2 separate regions of the Homo sapiens genome follow, and region 1 is linked to region 2. Evidence: chromatin loops called from intact Hi-C (ENCODE). Cell type or tissue: GM12878. All regions are shown on one strand. Links, peaks and the distances in the headings refer to the core of each region. The heading gives the core; the rest is flanking DNA.

Region 1 (3,980 bases), core at 132-2,631, 220 kb before region 2:
ACACATGCTGAGTCTTCTCTCCTTATCTAAAATGTAAGTTCCTTGAGGGTAGGGATTGATGGAATTCCTAGGGCCTAGAACAGGGGTTTGCAGGGAGTGGGTACACAGAGGGTGCTGCTGTTGCTGCTACTCACGCTTTTGGCCCACCTGAACCCAAATCAGTGCTTAAAATTCTGCCAAGTCAAACCTCATTAGGATTTTTTTTAACTTCAAACCCAGCTCTTTCTGGAGGTCCTGGTTCCCTGATTCTGATGCTTTTGCAGAAGGGCATCTGAGTACCAGAGGGGAACAGGATTGGTTCCACCTTCTCTCTTTACTCAGGAGAGCACAGTAGTAACATGTGCCAGGCTTCCAAGGGAAAACAGAGCCAAATAGTGGCCATTATTATAGCATAATGCATATGTGATGGGAAAGAGGGATTCAAAGGAATTTGGAAGGAACATAATGGAGGAACAAGGATGAATAGTTCAATTAGATCCTGGCAAAGGAATAGCTCTTTGGTTACAGGATCTGGAAACAAACAAACAAACAAACAAACAAACTAGTGATGGAAATGAAAATAGAGTCACTGCAGAGTTTCCAAGGCAGCGAAGCAAGTGTACCAGCACAGTACAAGAGGGCTCTGATGCCCGGGGGGTGCATCTGGAAGTGACTAATTTTCATTTGTAATATGGTGCAGTGGCAAAGCATGGGGCGGAACTATCACGCTGCAAAGACATCCACTGGGAAAGCCACCAGCCACTCTGAGCAATGTCTCTTGTCCTTACACTTAAAATGGAAGCTGCTGGAAGAAAAGGGTTTCTGCCTCTACTTACACCACTGAGTACTTGATAGGTAGTGAGACTATGGTTTTGGAGAGCAAATGTAAACACAGCCAAGAATGGCTACTTAAGTCAATAGTGGGAGGTTGGAAGAATGAAGCTTTTATTAGACAAAAGGTCAACATTCATGAGTGAGAAGAGAGAGGTGGCGTTTGGGGGTGGGGAAGTGGTGGAGGAAGAAATTCCAAAGCATGTTACAAATGGGGCTCAGGAATGTGTTTCAATTAGCAAAGGAAGTGAGCTAGGAGGTCTGAGTTCTGACAGGCATGGGCAGGGGGTGGAAAAGAGACAGAGGCCAGCTGGTGAGAAAAGGCTCAGAGAGCAGCGCGAACTAGTCCACAGGGATGAGGCACGTTGCCCTCAGCCCTGAGATTCTCAAGGAGGCTAGGACATCTTAAAAAATTGGACTTTTGCCCATAGCAGTGTTGAACCATCTCAGTTTGGTGCTAAAGGTCTGTGGTGGAGGCACATTTCTTCCAGCATGTGGGAACTTGAGGGGCAATTCTCTTTCTGATTCTACAGCGGATGTTGTGTAGCGTTCACCCACTCTAGGGCAATAGGGACTTTCTTTGGTGACTTCCCAGCTACGGAATGATTAGTAATAGCTAACTCGGCTGGTTCTTCTCCATTTGCCTGCCTCCCACCCACCCAGATTCATTCTCTTTCTTCCTTTGCCTTGCCTTGCCTCTTGAGAAGCTGAGCCTGAGGGCCACTTCTTTTCCACTCCCTGGCTTCTCACTGGATCCAGCCAGCGGGAGGGAGGCTCCTGCAAGAGGTCGGAGGCTGGAGGGAGAATGGGAGTCGGGTGCTTCCTCTCTGCTGCCTCCCTGCTTCTCTCCACAGCCTCAGCTTTCCCTGGGATCTCATAACACATCTTCTTCCCCTCCCGCTTCCTGTCCAGGCTAGTCAAGCTTCTCACTCGCCAGCCTCTGGGAACCACAGTAGCCTTGAATTGCGCTCTTTTCCCAGTTCGCACCTCTGCCTCTCCTCCTTGTTCATCTGAAGCGAATTCTGTACCCTGCCAGACCCTGCCTGTAACGCTGACTGTGCTGAGTGTTGTGACGTGCCAGACCCTGTCCCCAGCCCTCTCTGTGCACTGACTCACTGAGTCCTTCCAACACTTATAGATGAGGCTGGTGTTCAAAAAGGTTAAGATACTTGCTCGAGGCCACAGAGTTGAGGTTTGAACCTAGGTAATTGAGCTCTAGACCCCAAACACTTAACCACTGGTCCTTTCTACCTCTCTCCTAGCTTGAGGTCACATTGCTGAGGTACAGCTAAGAATGAGAAAGTTGCAGATTCGAAGAGCTCAAAATACATGCCAAAGGTTTATACACTAAAGCTTATTTGTAGGAAAATCTCTCAGATCATATTAACTCTTATTTTGTGCACAATTCTAACAGATAAGATACTGGATTTCCCATCTCAGTGGTTCTCAGCCTTGGCTACTCAACACAGTCACCTGGGGAGTTGCAAACTGTCCTCTTGCCTAGGCCAGTGAAAACACAATTCTGGAGATGGGACCCAGGAGATTTCAGCATGCTGCCAACATTCAGAACCACTGTCCTAGCCCACAGCGGCAATTACTAGAAGGCAGGGATTACAGATGGACAGGTCGGGAGATGTAAGTAAAGAGTAGCAGCTGACAGCTACACAAAGGGAGGATAAAGAGTTAAAAAAAAAAAGCAGGGGGAAAAAGGTTCTGATCTGGGTTCATTTAATGTCTGGGCAAACTACCCCTAGGTCTGCAGACATCTTATTATTTTTATTATTACATTATACTCATTATTCTGAGCCAGTTAAAAAATAGAAATATTGTCAATATACTTGATTGAAGTAAAGGCAATAGATACCTTTTGGAAAGTTGTCTTCACCCTAAAAGGCTACATCATTAAGGATATTCTTTAATAGGGTGAACTTGAGCTATCTGGAAGATTCACTTAAAATATGATATTTCCAGCTGATCTGTTGATGCCAAATAAATGAGGAATTGCTGCAGGACTGCAGATGTTTGTCAGAATACTCACACCTGCTGACTTTCAGCAGATGAGAAGTTCACTTGCTCCTGATTCATGCTCACAGATGACATTTTCATATTTCTTGGCCCTAATGCGGGTGCTTGGACAAACACTAGAGCTCCCCAGGCCATGGCAAAAACAGAGGACGATGCCAGCGGCGCGTTCTCCTGGAAACGGTCCGCGGCACCGGGAAAAGCGAAGGCTTCGTGTGTCTCAGCGTGGGCTGCGGTCTCCCGGTTGTTATTGTTGGTTGTTCTTTTTGGACTGGGGTTGGAATATTCCAACAATCTGTTCCTGACAGAAGACCAAACAACTTTTATTTCTTTCTTATGTTTCTCGTGGCTGGTCTTCTTGTTTACATGCTTGCCTGCGAAAGCTGATGTTGTGATGTGAGGATGGCTCGCAGGATATCAAGGGTGGCTCAGGGCTCCCCCTTGCATTAGTTGAGAAGCCGGGGCCAGGCAAGGGGAAATTCAACAATTGCCATTCCCACTGCAAACAAACAGCTCTCATCTCCTCCCGCTCCCCGCACCCCTGAAACTCCATTGCTGCTTATTCCTTCCCTCCAGTTCTTCAAGGACTCTAGCACTGTTTTGCGTTATCTTACCTTGAAAACACAGATTTCAGCATTAGCTCACCTTGAAAACAAAGATGTCCCAGAGAAACATCGTGGGTGGCTCCCGGGAAAGGTCTTGCAGCTACAGCCTTGTCCAGGCTCAGCTCCTGCCTGGGCAGGATTCTCATCCTTGGCCTATTGACATTTGGGGCCAGATCATTCTTCATGGTGGGGGCTGCCTTGTGCATTATAGGATGTTTTGCATCATCCCTGGTCTCTACCCTCTAGATGTCAGTTGCATGCCTTCCACCATTTTTGACAGTGAAAAATGTCTCTATTCATTGCCAGTGTCTTGTGGGGGATGCAATTACCTCCAGCTGAGAAACAACATGCCAAGGGGAAGATGTATGGAGACCTTAGCTTTCCAATTCCATCAGACACTGGGTACCCTGGGGCCAAGGAACTAAACTAACATCTCAAGGTTGTTCACTCCACCACTTGGCTGTGAGGTGTGTGGGCTGTTGTCCTCTATCTAAAGTATTTTCATGTAAGTGAAGAGTTAGACCTGTTTTGCATGGACCCTGG
Region 2 (4,750 bases), core at 1,000-3,499:
ACTATTGCCAAAAAGGTACTTATTCAGAGTCTTTCACCTATGAAACCAAGATGCCGTGTGCCCATTGTAAATTCAGATGTGTCCAGTCACATGTTTAGTAGAGACATTTCAGGATGTAATTTACATAGTCATCAAACTGTGAGCTGCACACCAGCTTTGTAGGTTTGGGTTTAAAGTTGCTTGAACAATCCAAGGTCAGTTTGGGAACTAGCATGGGCTGAGCCTGCTAATGTGGGTGCATCGGAGGTGCAAGGGCAATAGGGTGGGCTTACCATGGTATGTTATTTGCCTGAGGAGTGAATGCCTTATGAGGAAGAAGTCATCCCCAGGTAGAGTATACAGATCTGGGCCACAAAACATGGTTTTTCGTCATTTTTGGAGAGACTGGGTAGTACGAATGGCTGCTCATACTGCTGTATGCCTGAACAGGCCCTCATAGACATGATAAAGGACCCTAAGGAGATGAGCCCCAAGAAGACAGCCTAGCAATGGAGGATAATAGTCACAGGGACAGAGGCTGCCTCCCTGCCTACCTCATCACACTCTAGCCACTGCACTGACAGGCTACCAAGTGCATGGAATGAGGTCATGGCCATTTGTGGGAAGTGCTTAGTAGTGACCCGAAAATCCTGCTGTCAGTATCAGTGACTGTGGGACCCAGCCAAGTACCCTCTAAAGAGTTGCAGCAGGCTTGTCACCATAGCTACTGTGGATTCACAAGGCTGTTTTGAGGATCCAGGGGAACTTCTCGAGAGCATGTGCACAATTGTCCCTGGGAATTTCCGAAACTAGCTGGGAGAGATTGGAGATGTTCTGAGGCTCTCATGCTCCACAATTTGTGGTTAAGCCAAAGAAGACAGCCTTTGCCAGTACTAGTGTGTCAAAGAAAAATATGTCACGTATACATTCTATGAGCACAAAGTGATGAGACAGGGCCATAAGTTAAGCATGGGAATCAGTCTCATCCCTGACAGACACACGTTAGGTAGGAACATGATTCTACTGATTTACCATATAATTGTGTTTGGCTTTCTTTTGTGTTAGTCCCAGCATAAGATAGATAGGGTTTGAGCTGATCACGCCTTACTTGAGCTGATCACACCTTACTTTCTCCCTCAGTTCTTGTGGTTAATTAGCAAGATGACAGGTCAGCTAGGGTATGGGTGGAGTCAAAGTTGTAGGATACCCTCAGAAAATCAGCTCTTCAGAGTTCAAGCTGCCTCCATCCTTTCTGACATTTGATTTATCCCCTACCAGGCTATGAAGCCTTGACTTTATAGTATAAACCTCTAATCAGATAAGCGGATCACAAAACCATCTTTATTCTCAAGACCACTGCTCTATTGCCCTAACCATCCTTGAGCCATCTCAGGGTAGAGGCATCAGCCTTCAGGAGTTACATAGGCACTGGCAGATCATCATAATAAGGACGGGTTGCCAACCTGCTCAGGTTACAGTGAATGCTGATGGGTAGAGTCTGCTTTGAATTTCTCTGACAAGAGGGAGATACAATGTATTTGGTTCACCCAATTCATTTTAAGGGATTTGGTTCCCAGATTTCCTGCAATCGGAATCATGGCCCATTTTCACAGCCACTAGAGCATTAAATTCGTGTATACAAAATAAAGGACTAGAAAACATGTAAACCTAAAAATGTTTAAGCTAAAATTGTGGTACAGATGTTATCTGAGTCCCATAAATCAGTATTCAGAAATATTGTCTTACTGTCAGAAGCAAACAGCAAACAGAGACTTGCATTAGCTATGTGTCTAGATAATGGCAAAAATTAAGTACAGTATTGTTTAGAAATCATAGGCTGGCAGATCTCTTTTCCTTTTCAGGGTTTAAAGAAAGCATAACCTTCTCTGTTGCATTTAACAAAGGAAAAAAAAGGATTTTCTTGTTTTTTGTGCGTACACCCTGCCTAGGGATGAGTTATTCATCAAAATAAGCTTCCTTGTGTTTTAGAATTTGAGAATTTAGAATACTGAGCATTCTCTAACACATCGCCCTAAACATGCTAGTTTGATTCTGAAGCCTTTTTTCCATTTTGTCAAGTTCACCCTCTGAAAGGGACAGTGAAAAATTAGGGGTTGGCTCCACCTGGTGCTTTGATTAGAAAATTACACCTCCATGTATGAGGGCTGTCAACGGACAGTGTGCCCTCTTGCGCACGGAAACAGTAAAAATACTACATAAATATTACTTAAAAATACTAAAACTACCCCACAAGAGTGACCAGTTAACTCACTTTCCATGCAGGGTGCTAAGGACTATTTTTGTATGGTTGTTTTAGTGTCTGTTGCTATGGAACAAATCATCTTAAAATATAGAAGCTTAAGACAACAAAATCATTTATTATCTCCCACGGTGTCTATGGGCCAGGAATTCAGAAGGAGCTCTGTCGGGTGGTTCTGCCTGGAGGCTTCTTTCACATGAGATCGCAATCAGACAGTACTTGGGGTTATTGTAAAGCCTCATTCGCTCCCGTGTCTGGTGTCTGAGCTGATAAGACTGGACAGGCTGGGGTGGGAGCTTCTCTCTGTCTCTATGTAGTCCCTCTTTAGGGTTTCTCAAGCATAGCCAGACTTGTTTCATGTTGGCTCAGAACATCCAAGGTGGTGTCCCCAGAAAGAGAGCCAGGAGGAAGCCGTGTTGCTTTTTATGATCCAGCCTCAGAGGTCAGGAAATGTCACTTCTGCTGTGTTCTGTTGATAGAGGTAATTGCAAACGTCTACCCAGGTTCAAGGGAAGGGAACATAGCCTCCACCCCTCAATACAGGAATGTCAGTGTCACGTCAGAAGAAGAGCATGTGGGATGGGATATATATTTGTGCATCATCTTTGTAAAAATACAATCAACCACAATTGTTTTATTTAATCATCCTTCACCGTAAATGAAGTTGCTTCGATATATCATTATCCCAATTTTACATTTAAGTGAAAGCAGAAGGAAACATTAAAGATCTTCTTACGCCCTTTCGGTGTCATACTAGAGCATTGCCTAATAAGCTGTCAAAAGTGTCATCTGTACACGATTCTCAGTCTTGGCGCTATTGAAATTTTGGTCTGGGTAATTCTTTGCCGTGGGGGCTGTTCAGGGCGTAATAGGTCATTTAGCAGTATCCCTGGCCCCTGCCCACCAGACACCAGTAGCACACCTTCATCCCTTTAGTTGCGATAGCCACAAATGTCTCCAGACATTGTCAGATATCTCTGGGGTGAGGAGAGGGCAAATGTTCCCCCAGTTGGGAAGTTTTACAGGAAGAAAGTTACTTTGATTATTTGCTATTGATGAAGGTGAGACTCTTGTAAAGTTAATGTTAACTTGTGGAGGATCATTATGTTGCAATTCATTTCTGTCCAGTAGGAAATATAAATCCTACAGATTATAGTTGTGTTGTTTTATAATTTACCAGTTTCAACTTCACTTGCAGTCTTATTCCAGCATTCTTTTTGTTCATTGACTATATATAGTAATTTTTCTTCTCCTTCTTCATTCATTGATAAGTTAAATAAACCTTTGTCACATGTGTGCATACACACACACACACACACACAAACGCACACACACACCAGCTCCTTGGCAGAATGCAGAGTGAGAATTCTCTCCAATATGGGGATATGGAGCTATTATGATCTCCCTTCAAGAAAGAACTTGTAGATTAGCTGTGAGGGTGCAGTTAGGTGATGGCCTTGGTTGCAGTGCCTCTGGTTGCTTAGCCACAGCAGTTGAGCTGAGGCCATGCTTTTCCTAGGCAGACCTTTAACAGCTAATGAGCACAGTGGGCGTGCCAGGGCCTGGCCCTTTCTGTTCATCATGGAACTTCTCCAACAGGCAGCCTTTGCTCTGGAGCTCTCTGTTGGGCTGGCTGAGACTTTTGCAGGACAGCACTGCAGTTTGAGACTCTTCCTAACTAACCCTCCTTCTCCCTCCCCTTTCACAGGTGACAGACCTGCATCTCTAGCCTTTTTGTGCTTCAGGCACAACTCAAAGCTGCCAATAATCATGTTGCCCAATTTGTGAGCTGGAACTGCAGTCTTTTTGTTTTTTTGAGACGGAGTCTGGCTCTTTCGCCCAGGCGGGACTGCAGTGGCGCTATCTTGGCTCACTGCAAGCTCCGCCTCCCGGGTTCACACCATTCTCCTGCCTCAGCCTCCTGAGTAGCTGGGATTACAGGCGCCTGCCACCGCGCCTGGCTAATTTTTTTTTGTATTTTTAGTAGAGATGGGGTTTCTCCGTGTTAGCCAGGATGGTCTCAATCTCCTGACCTCGTGATCCGCCCGCCTCGGCCTCCCAAAGTGCTGGGATTACAGGCGTGAGCCACCACGCCTGGCCTGGAACTGCAGTCTTAAGTGTGGCATGAGTTGCCTTCAGAACCCAAAGAGGCCTACCAGGCACTTCTTTTTTGAGGTATGAGATATAAGATGCAGCAATTTATCGTTTGCTTTGGAGGGAATATTCCAGCATGAACCTAACCACTGGATTCCTTAAATCCTCATTCATCTTTTCCTCTCTGGAGCATGAGTGTTTTACCAAGACCTCCAGCATACTAGCCACCTCTTGCTTCTTCTGGCCAATGAACATGATGTCATTGATGCAGTGGATGGGTTTGATGTTCCGTGGGTTCAGGTGATCTAGATTATTTCAGACTATTATGGCAAAGGGCAGCTGAGTTAAGATAGCTCTGAGGCAAAGCAATAAATGAATATTGGAGTCTGTCCACGTGAATGTGAATTGTTCCTGATC

The links. A loop is a pair of places that touch in the nucleus more often than their neighbours do. Peaks named below come from ENCODE experiments on the same cell type or tissue, not always from the same donor. Only the 100,000 strongest peaks of a DNase experiment are listed, where the experiment ranks them.
Region 1: it touches region 2 in a loop (6-fold over the local background); 5 of 110 quality-filtered maps call a loop at or near these places.

What each region holds. Positions count from the first base shown.
Region 1 is chr6:11,276,429-11,280,408 of GRCh38, forward strand. It overlaps a transcript of NEDD9 not described here. Among named protein-coding and RNA genes, the nearest start is that of NEDD9, 46 kb to the left of the region's middle. RefSeq lists a silencer at 968-1,262 and enhancers at 1,160-1,229, 1,330-1,379, 1,390-1,489. In GM12878, for the core only: no CTCF peak of the experiment used is centred there; DNase peaks (open chromatin) are centred at 873, 1,343 and 1,873; H3K4me3 peaks cover 525 bases; H3K27ac peaks cover 2,500 bases.
Region 2 is chr6:11,494,282-11,499,031 of GRCh38, forward strand. All of the region lies in intron 3 of LOC105374928 (a long non-coding RNA gene), which reads left to right. Among named protein-coding and RNA genes, the nearest start is that of TMEM170B, 41 kb to the right of the region's middle. In GM12878, for the core only: a CTCF peak has its summit at 2,120 (motif pointing left); DNase peaks (open chromatin) are centred at 1,125 and 2,100; H3K27ac peaks cover 1,838 bases.